Regions from separate parts of the Mus musculus genome. Here region 1 is linked to region 2. The links are chromatin loops, found by intact Hi-C in ENCODE. Cell type or tissue: gastrocnemius. All regions are shown on one strand. Links, peaks and the distances in the headings refer to the core of each region. The heading gives the core; the rest is flanking DNA. Region 1 holds the start of Wdr75 (WD repeat domain 75). Region 2 holds the start of Tpp2 (tripeptidyl peptidase II).

Region 1 (10,454 bases), core at 748-8,747, 1.9 Mb after region 2:
GAAGATATGGGCACAGGGGAAAAATTCCTGAATAGAACAGCAATGGCTTGTGCTGTAAGATCGAGAATTGACAAATGGGACCTCATGAAACTCCAAAGCTTCTGCAAGACAAAAGACACCGTCAATAAGACAAAAAGACCACCAACAGATTGGGAAAGGGTCTTTACCTATCCTAAATCAGATAGGGGACTAATATCCAACATATATAAAGAACTCAAGAAGGTGGACTTCAGAAAATCAAATAACCCCATTAAAAAATGGGGCTCAGAACTGAACAAAGAATTCTCACCTGAGGAATACCGAATGGCAGAGAAGCACCTGAAAAAATGTTCAACATCCTTAATCATCAGGGAAATGCAAATCAAAACAACCCTGAGATTCCACCTCACACCAGTCAGAATGGCTAAGATCAAAAATTCAGGTGACAGCAGATGCTGGCGTGGATGTGGAGAAAGAGGAACACTCCTCCATTGTTGGTGGGATTGCAAGCTTGTACAACCACTCTGGAAATCAGTCTGGCGGTTCCTCAGAAAATTGGACATAGTACTACCGGAAGATCCAGCAATACCTCTCCTGGGCATATATCCAGAAGATGCCCCAACTGGTAAGAAGGACACATGCTCCACTATGTTCATAGCAGCCTTATTTATAACAGCCAGAAGCTGGAAAGAACCCAGATGCCCCTCAACAGAGGAATGGATACAGAAAATGTGGTACATCTACACAATGGAGTACTACTCAGCTATTAAAAAGAATGAATTTATGAAATTCCTAGGCAAATGGATGGACCTGGAGGGCATCATCCTGAGTGAGGTAACACAATCACAAAGGAACTCACACAATATGTACTCACTGATAAGTGGATATTAGCCCAAAACCTAGGATACCCAAGATATAAGATACAATTTGCTAAACACATGAAACTCAAGAAGAATGAAGACTGAAGTGTGGACACTATGCCCTTCCTTAGAATTGGGAACAAAACACCCATGGAAGGAGTTACAGAGACAAAGTTTGGAGCTGAGATGAAAGGATGGATCATGTAGAGACTGCCATATCCAGGGAATCACCCCATAATCAGCTTCCAAACGCTGACACCATTGCATACACTAGCAAGATTTTATCGAAAGGACCCAGATGTAGCTGTCTCTTGTGAGACTATGCTGGGGCCTAGCAAACACAGAAGTTGATTCTCACAGTCAGCTAATGGATGGATCACAGGGCTCCCAATGGAGGAGCTAGAGAAAGTACCCAAGGAGCTAAAGGGATCTGCAACCCTATAGGTGGATCAACATTATGAACTAACCAGTACCCCGGAGCTCTTGACTCTAGCTGCATATGTATCAAAAGATGGCCTAGCCGGCCATCACTGGAAAGAGAGGCCTATTGGACTCGCAAACTGTATATGCCCAGTACAGGGGAACGCCAGGGCCAAAAACAAAAAAAAAAAAAAAAAAAAAAATGGGAATGAGTGGGTAGGGAAGTGGGGGGGGGGGTATTGGGGACTTTTGGGATAGCATTGGAAATGTAATTGAAGAAAATATGTAATAAAAATAAATAAATAAATAAAAGCCCTATAACATTTAACTATTGTAATATGAATGTTATGAGTTAGATGCTCTCTTATAAAATATTTATTTTGTTATAATTTATACATTTTATTCATCACTGTGAAAGCTGATTTGTTTTCGTTTGTTTGTTTGTTTTTTGAGACAGGATTTCTCTGTAGCCCTGGCTGTCCTGGAACTCACTTTGTAGACCAGGCTGGCCTCGAACTCAGAAATCTGCCTGCCTCTGCCTCCCAAGTGCTGGGATTAAAGGCGTGAGCCACCATGCCCAGTTAACACAGAGAATAAACTAAATAAAAGAAGATGAAAACTGGGGGATTCTCTTCTGTCACCTAAAACAAAACTGACAAGTAATTATAAAAACACATGGCCATAAGGTCTAGAATTGAAAATACATACTTGCGACTGCTACTATACTACACAGATGATACTTAAACATGTTGTAATAATGACAGTTAGAATTATCCTCATATTAGCTTTTCTGAAAATATATCTTACAGAGAAGAAGGGCGGGTCTCTTAATCTGTGACTGGTACTATGAAGCACCCCAGTTCCTTGAAGATTCTGTAGGTTGGCCTCTTTGGGTTGATTTTCTTTTGAAGTAACTGCTCCCATTATTAAGTCTGAAATAGCATCATTCATAATAGAGTGTACCCAACACACTACTCACACCTTTATATTTTGTATCAACTTCCCAACCGTGCTATGCTAGGTGTCTTCTAGAAAGACAGACATTTATTGAAATGTTTCCCCACTTGTATCTAGCACTAGCATATACATCACAGAGTTACTTTAATATGTTCGTCTTTAGTTAAAGGCTATTCCTGGCTGTCAACTTGACTATATCTGGAATGAACTACAAACCAGAATTGGAAGGCTCATCTGTGATCCTGATCTTGAGGCTGGGAGATACAAGTTTCTGACGTGGATCTTGGCATGGAAAATCTTAAGGCATAGTGGCTGTGGAAAAACTTTGCCCCAGGCAAGGTAGTACAGGCCTTTAATCCCAGGAGACTGAGGCAAGGAAATCTGTGAGTTCAAGGTCAGCATGCGACAAAGCAAGTTGCAGATCCAGGTGTGGTGGTACACACCTTTAATCTGGGTCACACCTTCTGCTGGAGACCTACATAAGGACATTGGAAGAAGGAAAATTCTCTCTTCTTCCCCTGTGTGCCTTGTGGAACTGAGCAACTGATAGATTCTTGGACTTTCATTCACTGCTGCTGCTGACCATTGTTGGGGAGTTGGACTACAGACTATAAGTCATCAACAAATTCCCTTACTATATAGAGACTACCCATAAGTTCTGTGACTCTAGAGAACCCTGACTAATACAATGACAAAACAGAAAAATCAAAGTATAAGAAGACATTACTCAACCAGTGCACTAGCACCAACAGTGTTCCTGTTCTATGCAAAGGAGGATGAAGAGAAGGATGAAGAGGAAGAGGAAGAGGAGGAGGAGGAGGAGGAAATGATAAATATTAAGCTGTCAAGAGAAAATTTGGTTCCTAAATGTTCATGCAAAAAGAAATAAAAACACAAATTATAATTTTATTGGAAATGTTAGTAGATTAAATTTTTGCATGGAAAGAATCCTTTCACGAGTTTAGTAGTCCAACTAGCCTTTGTCCAATCAGAAAGCCTCATTCTTTCTTAATTTAAACGAAGTTCACCAAACAGTAAAACAACTGAAGTAAAAACTAGTTTGATCATTTATTTTCTTCATTGTCTCAGAATATAATAAGCATATATCCGATCTCAAAGTTTCCAAGTTTAAAGGATGTATTACTTAGACATCAAGAGTCTAGGGTGGGATGGGGGGTTAAGCTCACTATGTTCTTCCACTATGAAAAAGCATACCATAATTATGAAAAAGAAACTCTTTAAATTTGAGATAAAAACAGAATCAGTATCTTCCTGTCTAGCTCTGTCTCCCCAAACTATGAACCCAACAAAAACTAATCGTCTCTCTCTCTCTCTCTCTCTCTCTCTCTCTCTCTCTCTCTCTCTCTCTCTCTCTCCTGCCTAAAGATCTATAGATGTTTTGACCCTTAGGATTATATTTTTCCTGCTATGAATCAGCATAAAGTTATGGTGAATTTCAAATGTATCAAGAATCTGCTCCTGTTAGGGTTAAGATATCAGATGCCCTTCCTTAGGGGTCGTTAAGAGCCAGCACAATGGAAAATATTGACAAACGAACGGTTCAACACAGATATGCAGCAACCTCGAATACAAAACACAAAGTGTTAAGAATCAACATCCTCAGAAGTGGATGCTCACAGTCAGCTACTGGATGGATCACAGGGCCCCCAATGGAGGAGCTAGAGAAAGTAACCAAGGAGCTAAAGGGATCTGCAACCCTATAGGTGGAACAACAATATGAACTAACCAGTACCTCCCGGAGCTCTAGCTGCATATGTATCAGAAGATGGCCTAGTCGGCCATCAGTGGAAAGAGAGGCCCATTGGACACGCAAACTTTATCTGCCTCAGTACAGGGGAACGGCAGGGCCAAGAAGTGGGAGTGGGAGGGTGGGGGAGTGGGTGGGGGAGCGTGTGGGGGACTTTTGGGATAGCATTGGAAATGTAACTGAAATAAATACCTAAAAAAAAAAAAAAAAAAGAATCAACATCCTCAGAAGTCAGGGCTTCTGAACAACAGGAACTGAACAACTGGAGCAAACCGGACATCACTGCAGGAGCCCTGACACCAAGGTGTACTTTTATTCTGGAGTCGAAACTGCATTGGCAAGTGTGGCGTAGATGCTACAGGAACTTAGCGATGCTCATAGAACCGCCATAAAGAGCTAAAGCGCCCCACTTCAGTTACCATTGCAAGAAGACGCTCTTTGAACCCCGCCCCCTCCCAAAAAAAGGCAACGGAGGGGGGTGGGATAGGAGTAGGGTGACTGCGTCATCTTGCTGTCGCTCAATCACAGTGACAGAAAAGGCAACGGCTTCAGTAGGAGAAAGGATGTTCACTTCCGCTTCTGGCGGAACCTTTAGAGTCCGGTAAAAGAGGCCGAAGAGAAAACTCTCTTCTGTATCGAATAGCTGTAGCGGCATCTGGTATGATTTAACTTTGTGCGTGGCTGTTGGGCTTTACTCCTTCTACAAGGGTTTTAATTTGACCCTGCCCAAACTAAAGATGGCGGCGTAGGCGTGGAGCCGACCATAGAGTCTCCAGGCTAGAGAGGCCCAGGCGGGCCGCGGGCGGAAGAGTAGGGCCAGGCCAGTCGGCCTATGAAGGAAGTTCGTAATCCGGCCGGTGCTCGGTGCTTCCTGCGCCTGCGTGAAGATGGTAGAAGAGGGAGTCCGCGTGGTTCGCTGCGGCGGCAGCCGGCTGAACTTCAGGAGGGCCGTGTTCTCCGTGGATTCCAAGTATGCAGTAGGCTGCGGGTCAACAGGGCTCCGGGCACCGCGGGCCGGGGAGGGGAGTGCCCGGCGCGGCGCGGCCCACGGTCGGACTGCGAGGCTGGAGTCCGCGGCGCCGCGCAGCGCATGGACCGACCCGGAGCTCCCCGGAGCCGCCCGGCTTTGCTGCTGTGTCTGTGTGCCTTGCACCCAGGACTCCACCTGCGGGAAGGTTGGCGGTTACAGGGGCAGGTCAGGTGTCTACAAGGGACTAGGAGCCGCTCGGTTGGAAAATGGTCACTCTCTCCGTATGTGCACCGGTCTGACCATGCAGACTAATGTTCACGTGTGGAACGTTTTGGACTTCAAAATCATTAATGATTCAGCCTTTTTCCCGCAGAAAAACATCATAATTACCAGGCTCCTTTTTTCCTTTTTTTTTTTTTTGAGTTTTACATAAAAACAGATGTTAGATCTGTAGGAGAAAGTGTCTATATGCACACAACTTTTACAATAGTGGCTTTCAGTTCGCTGCTTGTCAGCTGGCATTGTTGCTGCCACGTTGTATCATCTAGAAGAGGTGTGTAGTAGGGCTAGTTTTTCAGAGCACTCTGAATGTAGAGATACTTAGGCTCAGTTGTTTGAATGCTTGATCCCCAAGAGGAGCAATTATTCCTGAAGGATTAGGAAGCAGACCCTCCTTGGAGGAGGTGTGCCAATGGGGCAGGCTTGAAAGGTTCAAAAGCCTAATCCATTATCAGCTCTCTGCACAGGGATGTCTCCTGTACTGCTCCAGCTCTCTCTCTCTTTCTCTCTCTCTCTCTCTCTCTCTCCCTCTCTCTCTCTCTCTCTCTCTCTCTCTCTCTCTCACACACACACACACACACACACACACACACCCATCATGGGCTCCACTGTGATGGTCATGGATTCTACCCTCTGCAACTGTGAACTGCAAATAGTAAATACCCCTATTTTAGAAAGGTATTTATAGTATTTGTGGAAGGTGTACTCTCCCGCAATACCCTGCCAGTATACTTACCAGTATACGGGGTTTTGTTGACATTGTTTTATGAATTAAAGGGATAAAATGGACATAGCGGAGTTGTCACAGTTCTGCCCCTTCAAATTCATCCTTATACTCATTTTTACCCTGCATTGAACATTGCCTCACCTTGTCTGTTAAATGAGGTGTTTGGTCCATATCATTTTCCAAGTCTGATAGGATTTTTTTTTAAAGCTTTGGTCAATGGTTTGATCTTTAACTAGCTGAGCTGACAAAATCAAAACAAGAAATTTGACTGTGTAGTGAGGAATAGAGAAGTCAGTGTAGATGTTTGAAAGCCTAGGTGCTTTTAAGACTTTGTTACGTCATAGTGAGAAAGATGAAAATTGCAGAGGGCTACTATCTGTTGTTATATGCTTTTCTATTGCCATTAGAAAATACTGGGACCAAAGGAACTTATAAAACAAAATGTTTAATTTGAGGTTCACAATTGCAGAGGTTAGAATCCATGATCATCGCAGTGGAGAGCATGATTGGGGCCTGGGGGGGGTGGGGTGGGGGGAGGTGTGGCAGGCATGATGCTGGAGCAGTACAGGAGACATCCCTGTGTAGACAGCTGAAAATGGATTAGGCTTTTGAAGCCTTCAGGCCTGCCCCCAGTGGCACAACTCTTCCAACGAGGGTCTGCCTCTAATCCTTCAGGAATGATTGCTCCACTTGGGGCCAAAACCTTCAGACTTCTGAGCCTGTGGGGACCATTCCATTTTCCTTTAAACACCCACATTAGGCTAAGCCGAGAAGGTTGTCTATTGGTTGTTCTATGAATGGCCTCCCTTATAGGTACACAGTAGTATCCAAAAGGGTAGGTTGACTTGCTTTGTTTTTGTTTTCACTTAATGTTGTGACGATTGGACCTTGCACATACCAGACAAGCACTCTACCACTGAGACCTGCTTCCCAGCACCTGTTCCACCCTTTGTGGGCACCCACTCTTTTGTTTATTTTCATTGGGGAGGGGTCTCACTGAGTTGCTCAGGTTGGTTTTAAACTTGCTATGTAGTCCAGAAAGCCTGTGATCTCCTGCCTCAGCAGTTCATAAGAAGGTTAAGTTACCGGCCTGTGTCATCAGGCCCAACTTAGAGAAATGTGTTTTACTGTTTAGTCAAAAATAATAATAAAATAAACCTCTGTTTTGTTTGTTTGTTGTTTATTTTTTTGTTTTTTAATCTTATTTGAGGTGAGTTAAAGTCAAGTTTTGCAAAGTTAACATAGTATGAATATGAAACCCAACTGTGTTAACCACTCATGGAAGCTAAGAACTCCTTAGGAATGGTCCAGGCTACAGATTTTTAGCCTCTTAACTAAAGTACTCAGGATCCTGGGTCTAGTCATGAAGACTACCAAACACTGCAGGTGCTTTGCAGTGATTGCTTTCTTGAGCTTATTACACATAGAGCCAATGTATCTTAGGCATACCGTCAGTTGTGAACCACATTCTGGCTTCAAAGGTGTGCACAGATAAGCAACCCAGTATCATTGATTTAATAAGACAGGCTGTAGCAACCCTGGTCGGCATTGTATTTCTTAGGATTAAGTCATGTGCAGGGTGCTTTGGCAGCACAGAGAATAGTCTGACTGGGTTCTCAGTGACCTGAACCTTCCACGGTGAGAAAAGTGAAATATGGTTGACACAGAGCAAAATTCTTTTCTGAGCTTTTCTTAGGTAAGTTCTGTTATGAATGTAACCACTTTGATAATGAAGGAGCATCAGGTTTGTGGGGAAAAGCCACAACCGTAAGATGATATAGGCAAAATTAGTACTTCATCAATTAGAAGATGGATATGTATACAGGAGTGACCTGGACCTCACCATTGAGAGCACAACCTTTTATTCGGCATTTGTGAGCTGATGTCTCCAGTTAGCGAGGGAGAATTGGGTTGTTTGAAGAATAATGCTGTGTCATCTCATAGTCTTTTCTGCATTAGTAGAACATCTCATATCCTCGTCTCATATCCTCATATGGTTGACAACACACACAGACACACACACACACACACACACACACACACACACACATATATATATATATACTTGAATATACAATTCTTTTTTTTTTCTTTAAAGTTTTAAGATTTATTTATTTCATGTATGTGAGTATACTGTAGCTGTCTTCAGACACACCAGAAGAGGGCATCAGATCCCATTACAGATGGTTGTGAGCCACCATGTGGTTGCTGGGAATTGAACTCAGGACCTCTGGAAGAGCAGTCAGTGCTCTTAACCACTGGGCCATCTCTCCAGCCTGAATATACAATTCTTAAGCTATTTTGAAGTGTATCTGCATGTTATTATCTTAATAACAGGCCATAAAACAATTATACTATCTGTATAGTGTGTGAGACTTAGCGCGCTCTCTCTCTCTCTTTTCCAGGTATATCTTCTGTGTCTCGGGAGACTTTGTCAAGGTCTATAGCACGACCACAGAAGAGTGTGTGCACATTCTGCATGGGCACACAGATCTGGTGTCTGGAATCCTCGTCAACCCCAGCAACCATCTGCAGGTGCCAGCTTGTAATTGTACATGTGTCCATTTTTACTGTTAGCAGAAACAATTGGGTTAAATTTGGAGTGGGTCCATCTGTAGGTTCTCCTATTCGGGGTATTTTTTTTCAGTTTTCTGAGAGTGGAAAGAGGTCCATAGCCTAGAACTACACTGCCCATGGGATATTCTGTGAACCATTTCAACTGCATGATGCTAATAGTTGTTACTTGATAAGGCAAGGCTGTTTTTATCTATATGAGGTTCTGAAATATAGGTGATGTTAAGTGGATTCTTGATTATTGGTCCCCATACAGCAGTGGCATTGTGACTATCCAAACATGTGCCCTTACTTTCCAATTTTTAAAAAATTCAATGTATTTCAATATTTTGCTCTTGTTATAAGTTTTAACGAGTTGCTATTTCCTGTGTTAGTCATAGCAACATGGAGGCTATTGCTTGGTTTTGGAAAGATTGACATTGCCACCATAACTGTGCCATAAAAGACATAGGGCATAAAATAACACTCCTGTTTTATCTCCTAAGTTCTCCAAGATCTGCTCTTAAAAATCAGAGTCAAATAACTCTTCTGTATGATCCAGTTATATTTTTTATTCCTGTATTACATATTTATCCTTTGCGGGCTTTTAATGAAAAAAGTGTTCTTAAGTTAAAATCATATTTATTAAGTATGTGTTATAACCTTTGTTGGTAGACAAAAAAAACATATATACAGATTGTATAAGTTTTCTCTTAAAGTCAGAAGTAGTTTTAAAATATTTGATTAATTTTTTTGAGAATTTCATACATTGTATTTGATCATATGCATCCCTTTCCCCCAGATCCACCCTCCTTTCCAGAGACACCAACTCTATTCTCTTCCCCCCACCTTCTCTCTTAAGAGAAAATCCAATTAGTGCTGTCTATAAGGCCACATACAGATGAGCAGTCTTATCAGCAGGTTGGGGTGAGGTTGCAGGATAACAATTGTGTGAACCTGAGAGGTCTCCATTTTGATGATACTTATATTTTTAACTGTTTTGTTAATCCTTATGTATGTGTCTTGGATACAATATCTGGCTTTATTTTCTACTTAAGATAATTATTTTGCTTGAGAAGATAATGTTTTACTCAAATTCTTTTTATTTTTAATCCATGAATTCATGACTCGGTTCACAAAAAATGTCAAAGTGGCCCTTTTTTTCAAATTCAAATTATTTATAAACCTTATAAACAAGTTATTTTCTCAACAAATCTGTGAAACCGAAGTAAAGCTAAGTATTTTTAACAGACATAATCCTATGTGTTACTAAGGTCTGTGCTCACCAAGAATGGTCCACAGACTAGTGTTCTAACACTGTCAAGCCTTACTGTAGTGATGTACAGCAAAGACTGAGAGTCCTGGAACTCAGCACCATGGAGTTGCCATAGAGTCTCAGTGTGCAAGAATTCCTTCTGTGTTTGTTTAAAGTATTGGTCCTTAATGGATTGAGTTTAAACAGAGGAGTGTTCTCGTCATTTCAGGAATTTTTTTTAATGCTTAGGTAAGATGAGTGCAGTGACACCAGTGAAAAGGCATTTTGGCTTTGGATAAACGAGAGCGAGTTCTTAAGTGCTCTTCACTCAGCTCCCTACCTTATCCCGCTGTGGAGTAGAGTGTCGATTCCCACCTCCTTCCTTTCTGTTTAAAAGCTGAAACTGTTAGATCGTTTTAATTAGATGAGTTTGCAGAAACCACTGGTTGGTTTCCTTTATTTCAAATACTTTGGGCAGAAGCTGTTTCATGTTTGGGGGAATATTTATTTGTTTTACTGTGCAATCTAAATCTGATACTTTTTGAGTACCATTTTGGGGCTCATAAAGCTTTGCATTTAAATCTTAAATAGAGATATTCAACTTTTATAAATTTGACTACCTCTTCAATGCCAACCATGAGATAATGCACAGCAACCAGGACACAGTCCTTTCTGCCTTTCACTGT
Region 2 (10,454 bases), core at 1,723-9,722:
ATCCAGCCCTACAAAGGATAATGAATGGATGGAAAACACCAACAGAAAGACAGAAACTACACTGAAGAAAAAGCAAGATATTAATCTTCTTACAAGAAACCCAAAAGATGAGAGTCACAAAAATATAATTCAACCTCTAACAACAAAAAGAACAGGAAGCAACAATCCTTGGTCCTTAATATCTCTTAACATCAGTGGACTCAATTCCCCAATAAAAAGACATAAACTAACGGACCAGGTATGTAAACAGGACTCAACACACAGAAACACACCTCAGTGATAAAGACAGACACTACCTCAGAGTAAAACGCTGGAAAAAAAAATTCCCAAGCAACTGGTCCAGAGAAACAAGATCGAGTAGCCATTCTAATATTAAATAAAATCGACTTTCAACCAAAACAGGCTGAGGACGGATATTTCATACTCATCAGAGAAAAAAAAAATCTACCAAGATGAATTCTCACTTCTGAACATCTATGACCCAAATGCAAGGGCACCCACATTTGTAAAAGAAATGTTACTAAAGTTCAAAGTACACATGGCACCTCACACAATAATAGTGGGAGGCTTCACCACCCCACTCTCAGCAATGGACAGATCTTGGAAACAAAAACTAAACAGAGACACAGTGAAACTAGCAGAAATTACTGTCTAAATGGATTTAACAGTTATCTATAGAACATTTTATCCTAAAACAAAAGAATATACCTTCTTCTCAGCACCTCATGGTACCTTCTCCCAATTAACTATATAATCAGGCACAAAACAAGCCGCAACCTCAACTTATAGAAGATTGAAATAAACCCATGCATACTAGCAGATCACCATGCAAAGCTGGTCTTCACTAACAACAAAAGCAACAGAAATCCTACATATACATGGAAACTGAACAACTCTCCGCTCAATGATAACATGGTCAGGGAAGAAATAAAGAAAGAAATTAGAGACTTTTTAGAATTTAACCAAAATGAAGGCACAAAATGATCCAACTCATGGAACACAATGGAAGCAGTGCTAAGAGGAAAACTCATAGCTCTGAGTGCCTTCACAAAGATACTGGAGATATCATTTACTAGCAGATTAACAGGACATCTGAAAGCTGTAGAAGACAAAGAAGCAAATACAACCAAGAGGAGTAGAAACCCAGAAATAATCAAACTCAGGGCTGAATCAACCAAGTAGAAACAAAGAGAACCACACAAAGAATCAACAAAACTAGGAGCTAGTTCTTTAAGAAAATCAACAAGATAGATAAGCCATTAGCCAGACTAACCAGAGGGTAAAAAGACAGTATCCAAATTAACAAAGTCAGAATGAAAAGGAAGATATAACAACAGAAACTGGAGAAATTAAAAAAATCATCAGTTCCAATTAGAAAAGCCTATATTCAACAAAAGTGGAATATCTAGATGAAATGGATGATTTTCCAGATACTTACCAGGTACCAAAGTTAAATCAGGTTCAGTTGAGCCATCTAAACAGTCCCATACACCCTAAAGAAATAGAAGCAGTCATTAATAGTCCCCCCACCAAAAGAAAAAAAAATCCCAGGATCAAATGAGTTTAGTGTAGAGTTCTATCAGACCTTCAAAGAAGACCTAATACCAATACTCTTCAAACTATTCCACAAATTAGAAACAGAAGGAACACTACCTAATTCATTCTATGAAGCCACAGTTATGCTGGCACCTAAACCACACAAAGACCCAACAAAGAAAGAGAACTTAATACCAACTTCCCTTATGAATATTGGTGCAAAAATATTCAATAAAATTCTACCAAACTGAATCTAAGAACCCATCAAATGATCATTCAGCATGATCAAGTAGGATTCATCACAGAGATGCAGGGATGGTTCAATATATGGAAATCCACCAATGTAATCCACTATATAAACAAACTCAAAGGGAAAAAAAAACAAGTAATCATCTAATTAGATGCTGAAAAATTATTCGACAAAATATAACAGCTCTTCATGTTAAAAATCTTGGCAAAGGGCCAAGAAGTGGGAGTGGGTGGGTAGGGGAGTGTGTGGGGGACTTTTGGGATAGCATTGGAAATGTAAATGAATAAATAACCAATTTTAAAAAAAAGTAAAAAGTGAAAAAAAAATTTACCTCAAAAGAAAAAAAAAAGTCTTGGCAAGTTTAGGAATTCAAGGTCCATACCTAAATGTAATAAAAGAAATATACAGGCAAACAAATAGGTAATATCAAACTAAATGGAGAGGAACTTGAAGCAATCCCACTAAAATCAGAGACCAGACAAGACTGCCCCCTCTCTCCCTTTCTATTCAATATAGTACTCAAAGTTCTAGCCTGAGCAAATAGACAACAATAGGTGGTTAAAGGGATACAAATTGGAAAGGAAGAAGTCAAGATATTCCTATCTGAGAATAGAATAAGTGACTCCAAAAATTCCACCAGAGAACTCCTAAACCTGATAATCAACTTTAGCAAAGTGGCTAGATATAAAATTAACTCACACTGATCTCTACTCTAAAGATAAGTGGGCTGAGAATGAAATTAAGGAAATGACACCCTTCATAATAGTCACAAACAATATAAAATACCTTGGTGTGACTTTAAGCAAGTGAAAGATGTGTATGACAAGAGCTTCAAGACTCTGAAGAAAGAAATCAAAGAATATCTCAGAAGATGGAAAGATCTCCCATGTTCATGGATCAGCAGGATTAACATAGTAAAAATGGCCATCTTTCCAAAAACAATCTACAGATTCAATGCAATCCCCATCAACATTCCAACCCAATTCTTCACAGAGATAAAGAGAGTAATTCTTAAATTCATCTGGAATAACAAAAAAACCTAGGATAGTGAAAACTATTCTCAACAATAAGAACTTCTGGGGGAATCACCCATCTCTGACCTCAAGGTGTACTATAGAGTAATAATGATAAATAGAGCATAGAGACAGACAAGTAGATCAACTGAATAGAATTGAAGATCCATAGTTAAACCCACACATCCATGGTCACCTGATCTTTGACAAAGAAGCCAAAATCATACAGTGGAAGAAAGACAGCATATTCAACAAATGGTGCTGGGTCAAGTAGGAGTTGACAAGTAGAAGAATGCAAATTGATCCATTCTTATCTCCTTGTATAAAACTCAAGTGGAAGTGGATCAAAGACCCCCACATAAAATTAGATACACTGAATCTAATAGAAGAGAAAGTAGGATAGAGCCTCAAACATATTAGCAGAGGGAAAAATTTCCTGATCAGAACACCAATGGTTCAGGCTCTAAGATCAACTGTAGACAAATGGGATCTCAAAGAATTGAAAAGCTTCTGTAAGGCAAAGGACACTGTCAATTGGGGAAAAAAAGGCAACCTACAGATTGGGAAAATATCTTGACCAACCCTACATCCAATAGAGGGCTAATATCAAATATATAAAAAGAACTCAGTAAGTTAGACTCTAGAGACCCAAGTAACCACACTAAAAATGGGGTACAGAGCAAAACAAATATTTCTCAACTGAGAAATCTCAATGCAAATCAAAACAACCATGAGATTCCACCTCAGACCAGTCAGAATAGCTAAGATCAGAAACTCAGGTGACATTAGATGCTCGCAAGGATGTGGTGGGATTGCAAGCTTGTACAACCACTCTGGAAATCAGTCCGGTGGTTCCTGAGAAAATTGGACAGAATACCACTTAAGGACCCAGATATATCATTCCTGGGCATATACCCAAAAAAAGATGCTCCAACATATAACAAGGACACATGCTAAACTATGTTCATAGCAGCCTTATTTAATAATAGCCAGAAGCTGGAAATGACCCAGATGTCCTTCAACTGAGGAATGGATATAGAAAATGTGGTACAATTACACAATGGGGTACTACTCAGTTATTAAAAACAATGACTTTATGAAATTCTTAGGCAAATGGGTAGATCTAGAAAATAACATTCTGAGTGAGGTAACCCAGTCACAAAACAACAACAACAAACAAAACAAAACAAAACAAAACAAAAAACCACACACAGTATGTACTCACTGATAAGTGGATATTAGGAAAAAAGTTAGGAATACCCACCATATGACTCACAGCTCATATGAAGCCCAAGAAGACTAAAGTGTGGGTGCTTCAGTCCTGCTTAGAAGATGGAACAAAATAATCATGGGAGGTAGAAGCAGGGAGAGAAGAGGGATGAAGAAAAAAGAGATCAGGTGTGGGAGGAGACAGAAGAGAATTCAGGAAATTGAATGGAGCAGTGTAGCAATAGGGAATGGGGAACTGGGGGGAGCCACTAGAAAGTCCCAGATGCCAGGAAAGCAAGAGGCTCCCAGGACCCAACGGGGATGACTTTAGCTAAAATACCCAAGAAAGAGGACAGAGAACCTGTAGAGAACATATCTAGAGGTAGGCCTGCACCTACCTCATAAATATTAACCCAGAATTGATTCTGTCTAAAGGAAATGCAGGGACAAGAGTGGATCAGAGCCGGGCGTGGTGGCGCACGCCTTTGATCCCAACACTCGGGAGGCAGAGGCAGGCGGATTTCTGAGTTCGAGGCCAGCCTGGTCTACAGGGTGAGTTCCAGGACAGCCAGGGCTATACAGAGAAACCCTGTCTCGAAAAAACCAAAAAAAAAAAAAAAAAAAGAGTGGATCAGAGACTGAAGGAAAGGTCATCCAGAGACTGCCCCACCTATTGGTCCATCCCATCAGGAGACACCAAACCCAGACACTATTGCTGATGCAAAGAAGCATTTGCTGACAGGAGTCTGGTATGGCTGTCTCCTGAGAGGCTGTGCCAGAGCTTTAACAAGCAGATGAGGATGCTTGCAGCCAACCATCAGACTGAGCAAGGAACCCTAATGGAAGAGTTAGGGGGAGGACTGAAGGACCTGAAGGGGTTTGCAACCCCACTGGAAGAACAACAAAATCAACCAACAAGACACCCCCCCCTTCCCCCCCAGAGCTCCCAGGAACTAAAGCACCAACCAGAGTACACATGAAAGGACCCATGGCTCCAGCTGCATATGTAGCAGAGCATATATGCCTTATCTAGCATACATGGAGGGAAGACCCTTGGTCCTGTGGTGGTTCCATGCCCCAGTGTAGGGGAATGCTAGATCAGTAAGGTGTGAGTGGGTTGGTGGATGGGTGGGGGAACTCGCTCATATAAGCAGGGGGCCAGGGGGATGAGATAGGGGGTTTGCTCCAAAGGGTAGCAGCTGATGGCTCTGATTTTATAAGAGACATACACGTGGGAATCTTATACTTATAACTAGAATAGCCTGGTTTTTTTTTTTAAGATTTATTTATTTTATGTATAGGAGTACACTGTAGCTGTCTTCAGACACACCAAAAGAGGGTATCAGATCCCATTACAGATGGTTGTGAGCCACCATGTGGATGCTGGGAATTGAACTCAGGACCTTCAGAAGAGCAGTCAGTGCTTTTATCCGCTGAGGCATCTCTCCAGCCCTAGAATAGCCTGTTATAAATGGAAATATGTCTAATTCTCATCAAACTTCTAGGGAAAAGCTGCCTTTTCTTTCCTCCCTTCCCTCCCATCCCATTTTTTGTTCATTTTAATCTTAAGATTTACTCATTGTTTTCATCAACTTTGTAATTGTAAGTTAACTTAATCCAAAAGAAAAAATTAACATTCTGATCCCAAGAAATTCTTTCAAGTTACAATTTAATATATTTTAATATATTTGCTCATAGAGCAAAGTATGAGGAGTCAATGGAAATGCTGTGGTTTGAAACAAATGGCATACACGGGATTCTAGGAACCTGCCTCTTAAACTGGAGACCATAGAAATGCACAGGGCCCATGATTGAATAGGAAAAAATTATTTTCATCCTCCACATGTTCTTAATTATGAACACAGGCAACCTTTGTTATTAAAGTGTGTAGTTTAGATATATTCAAATGCCATTTACAATTGTTTTCCAATTTAAAAATAACATTAGTTATTAGACTTGACGATGGCTCTGTTATTTAATTTTAAAAAGAGCACACATGTAATTACTTACATATATGAAACTATTGCAATACAACAAAAATTAAGTTGTTATAATTCTTTCAACCGTCTACTTCCTGTATAATCCTATATATTTCATCTTATGCATTTAAAGACATCTCTGTGGTAAGGTGTCTTGAGTTTGTCAATGGGATAATTAAGATTACTCTGGGCGCCTTCTTGCTGCTGGGACTTTTGGAGTAGACACAGCAGTCGCTGCCACTAAAGAGAAGAATTACCACACTTATGGCTGTGGTTCGGTGCTCAGTATTTCAGAGGCCTCCAGGCAGGCTACACACTGAAAAAACGTGCAGAATCTCTCACTGGTACAGAGTAGATTTGTCACAAATAGGAAAATATTAATTCACCCCCACAATATTCTTAATTATGAATGTTGGCAACCTTTGTTACTGGATAATCTGTGTAGTTTAAATTTCAAATGCCATTTACGATTGCTGTCACTGTGCATCCTAATGGGAAAAAAACCCCGCAAACTATGGCTCGGTAACTGTGTTACAAAGAGGAACTTCACTGGAGAAAAGGCAGGTATTTTTCTGAAATTCCGGATGCCAAGGGTAAGTAAGCCACGAAGACAGGAGGGAGCTCATTTCTGTCACGTGTTTTGCTTTGGGGACTCTGGCGACAAAACAGCCGACAACCCACTTCCTGTTGACTAAACAGCACCTCACCCTGCCAGAAAGGCCGGGCCGCTAAATCTGAGACTTCCGCGCTCGACTTTACAGGCTTCCGGTCCGCAGCGGGTTAAGCCAACCTCGGCGGCGTCGCGAGGATCCCACGCCTCAGGCAGACAGCCCGTTCCTCTCGCTGCTTCTCACGGAGAGTGACAGCTCGGAAGGCAAGAACCTCCCTCCAGTGCGTTGTCATCCGCAGCAGCGCACACTCCGTTCCAGCTCTGCAGCCTGGGTAACATTCCCTCGTCGTGACTCGTAGCGGCGCCGTTAGCTTACGTTGAAGCGTATGATTGGCTAGACACCTCTGACCGCACACGATTGGGTACTGGTGGCCAGGCTCCGCCCCTTCCCCACCTCCGTCCCGCGGTAGCCGGGTGTCCTCGCGCCGCTCGTCCGCGCGCTGCCTGGCAGTTTGCCTCTTCCTCGTCTGTCCTCCAGCTTGCGTCCATGGCCACCGCCGCGACCGAGGAGCCCTTTCCTTTCCACGGTCTTCTACCAAAGAAGGAGACCGGGGCCTCCTCCTTCCTGTGCCGCTACCCGGAGTATGACGGGCGCGGGGTGCTCATCGCCGTCCTGGACACAGGGGTCGATCCCGGGGCCCCGGGCATGCAGGTGAGGCGGCGCCCAAGGGCCCGTAGCCCAGAGGGCCGAGCCTGGAACAAGGCGGGGACCGGACGGGCCGGGGCGGCCCGGACAGCTCTGGGAGACCTCCAGGCCCTGTTCCCTGTCCACACAAAAGCGGTGTGGTCAGCGTGGCTGTTCGGGATCGGGGGCCGCGGGGAAGCTTTGCTGGTCAGCCTGGGCGTTCCAGGCCCCACACCTCTTCAGGGTCCGCACCCGACCTCGGCATGGGAAAATTTTACAGTTTTATAGGTCTGGGAGGGCGCGGGAGCGTGGGGGGCACCAACGATAGGGGTAACAGCCTTGAAGAGATCCTTAGTGATGTTTAAGAGATACTCGTTTTGGCAAGGCCAGCAAAGTGAGTTCCCAGAATTCGACCCAGTCCGCTTCCGGAATGGTTTCTTCTGATACTTTTGTTCTATTTTTAAGTTATTTGCTGGTGTTTGTTCAGGGTCCTTGAAATCTTTTGGGTTAGTCTTTTTTTTTTTTTTTTTTTCAAAGGGCCCGACTAATTTGTTTCGGGCGAACTTTTCAGGCCTTATAAAATGTGCATTTTAAACGAGAGAACATACTTTGATTACGACTTCCTAAAAATGACTTCATTTCCTTTATTCAAGTTAGAAGTCTTTAAGAGCAGGGACCTTACTGATGTTAAAAAAAAATGCCTGAATAAAATGTATTCTGTGTTTAAATAGCCTCTTACTAAAACCCCCTCATAAGTACTCTCTAACCTTTGTTGAAGAGCTTATCTGACTAAAACTAGAGTTTATTTACCCTCTTTTCGGTCCGTGGTCAGTTTATCAAATAGATAGATTAGATCACATTGATACCATCTTATCCTTGTTCCTCACAAAAGAGGGATACTAATTCCTCTCCTCCTAGCCCTTGATTTGTTTCCTCCAATCTTTAGTTTTCTCATTGTGCTGCCTAATAATTGACATAAATGGATGGGAAGGTAATTGACGTACATGTTAGAGGTTATTGGAAAGGATAGGAAAGAAGCCTGTGTGGACACTCTGGGACTCTCAGGGAATCCTGCTTCCAAGTGTTTGTTACTTCTTCCCCTTTCTGGTGCACACCTGAGCCCTGAAGCACACAGTGTCAGAGTCTCTGATTAGAAGTTCAAGTGACTACAGTTATTTTATTAATAGTAATTGCTAAGGTTTAAAACTTGGTAACAGCAATGACACGTTGTGAATTTATTACACAGTGGAAGTGCTTCCCAATACACAGGAGTGTGTGTTTACTTTTTGTAGGGTGTGGGAGAACAACTAGGGTAAGTGGCTCACTAGTTCTTAGCGTTAGAGGTTCAGAAAATCCTGAAGATTTTGGCGTAGTACTACTCAGTGGACATTTGTAGAATTTTTGGTTCTGGTTAGAGTATTTTGTTTCTGTAAAGTAACAGTTTTTACCCCATAGGATTACTTGATAATTGAGCAGCCAACACACATGATTTTACAGTGCTAAAGTGTTAAGTACTTTTTTTTTTTTTTAAAGTCCTGAATAAACACTAAATGCTAGCAGAAGGAGTTCATGTTGGGTCATTGTCTGAAGGGAAAATATGCTTGATATTTACACAAACATTAACATTTAGTCAATAAAACATTGAACCAAAAGAAAACATAAGATCATCCAGCATTTATTCTCAGATTCTAAACATGATCTTTTGTTTAAATTCAGCAAGGAACTTACATGGGTGACTTTGATTTTTTTTTTTTTTTCTTACCTGAGGAAATTATTTTGTAGCTCTGTGTGTACATCATTAAGGTAAAAAGCAAATAGAAATAAAAAGAGAAGGAGGCCTTTCTGGCTATTTGAGTTGTCAAATGGGATCTAAGTAAAGGACTAGAGGTTACAAATGAGAACTTGGAGAAACCAGCCAGTGTCTCCTCCTTTAACTTCCTTAGACCAAGTCCTTTTTTGTCACAGCTTCTGGGTGTATGCAAAGTAGAGGGCAGAGTCAGGTGTGATAGCACACTCCTGTATACAGACTGCATGAGGAGATTAATAATTACCTAAATGTTTAATATTCTCTCAGCAACCATTCAAGTACCTAGTATGTGGCTACAATTCCATTGAATAATGAAGTCCTGCAAACTATGACTGTTATAGAGATGCAGTGAAAATGACAGGAAAACTGACTGAGATCGTGAGTGAGTTTCCTGACAAGATGAAATTTGGTTTAAGCCATATAGATACAGAAGCAGTGCTCACTGCTACTAATCTCACCACTGATCCATGGTTTGCTTTTCCAAACCTACTATTTATCAAGAGCAAACCAAGTATCAACATCTTTGCTCAAAGTTTGCTTTTTTAATAAAACTCTAAAATTTCAAATTTTATTATAAGGCCCTTCCCCTACTAACGCTAACCTTTGAGTGTAGCCTCAGCAACACCCTTCACTCCTATACTTCACTCTTGAATATTTGATTTCTCTCTTTCCCAGGTACCCAGATGTCTCAGGTCCTAATACGTGTGTTTGCATGTGGTGTTTAAATTGCCCAACAGTTTTCTATAGTCACTTGCAAGCTGCTGCTTCATTCTTTTAAGACATCACAGATTTAATTCAGCCCTTTGCCTGCTCTACTGTTAAGGTCTGTGGCTTCAGAGAAAATATTTCCACTATTACCGATTGTATTTCCTACTTATCCCAAAGCTCGACTGCAAAATTTTCATGTGGTTTTTGCCTTTACATTCTTTTCTATCCCTCAATTTTGTGGTCTCTTTGAAAAATCTCCAGTGGAGCATATGTATTTTGCTTGCCGTGTGTGTGTGTGTGTGTGTGTGTGTGTGTGTGAAGTGCAGGTCACTTCTTATAAGTAAAACTTATGGAAATAGTACATGGTAAATAAACCATTAAATCCCGTCTGGCTTTTTTTTCTCTTACTGTTTTTGCTCACATACTGATAATGAGGATTTATTTTACTAGTTTAATATGATTTTGATACTTACTTTTTTTCCTGATTTGTGGTATTGAGCCTTCTGGTTATCATCAGTCTTCTAGTATAAATACTTAAAAAAAACTAAAGAATTGTTGTTCAGAAAAAGAATAGCTGAACCTGTCAGGCCCTTTGAAGCTTCATACTATCATGCTCTCGTTTTTTTGTTTTTTTTGGGGGGGGTGTGTGGTTGTTTT

Evidence for each region. A loop is a pair of places that touch in the nucleus more often than their neighbours do. Peaks named below come from ENCODE experiments on the same cell type or tissue, not always from the same donor. Only the 100,000 strongest peaks of a DNase experiment are listed, where the experiment ranks them.
Region 1: a loop joins it to region 2, with 5 times the contacts of the local background. A loop is called at or near these places in 3 of 42 quality-filtered maps.

The regions. Positions count from the first base shown.
Region 1 is chr1:45,790,651-45,801,104 of GRCm38, forward strand. It overlaps Wdr75 (WD repeat domain 75), which reads left to right and starts at 4,516. Exons shown (of 21, transcript NM_028599.3): 1 at 4,516-4,954; 2 at 8,366-8,495. The coding sequence starts at 4,872. In gastrocnemius, for the core only: a CTCF peak has its summit at 4,820; DNase peaks (open chromatin) are centred at 4,488 and 4,810; H3K4me3 peaks cover 2,354 bases; H3K27ac peaks cover 1,523 bases.
Region 2 is chr1:43,926,945-43,937,398 of GRCm38, forward strand. Tpp2 (tripeptidyl peptidase II) reads left to right here and starts at 7,050. Exons shown (of 29, transcript NM_001310540.1): 1 at 7,050-7,309. The coding sequence starts at 7,145. In gastrocnemius, for the core only: no CTCF peak of the experiment used is centred there; DNase peaks (open chromatin) are centred at 6,269 and 6,995; H3K4me3 peaks cover 2,671 bases; H3K27ac peaks cover 2,970 bases.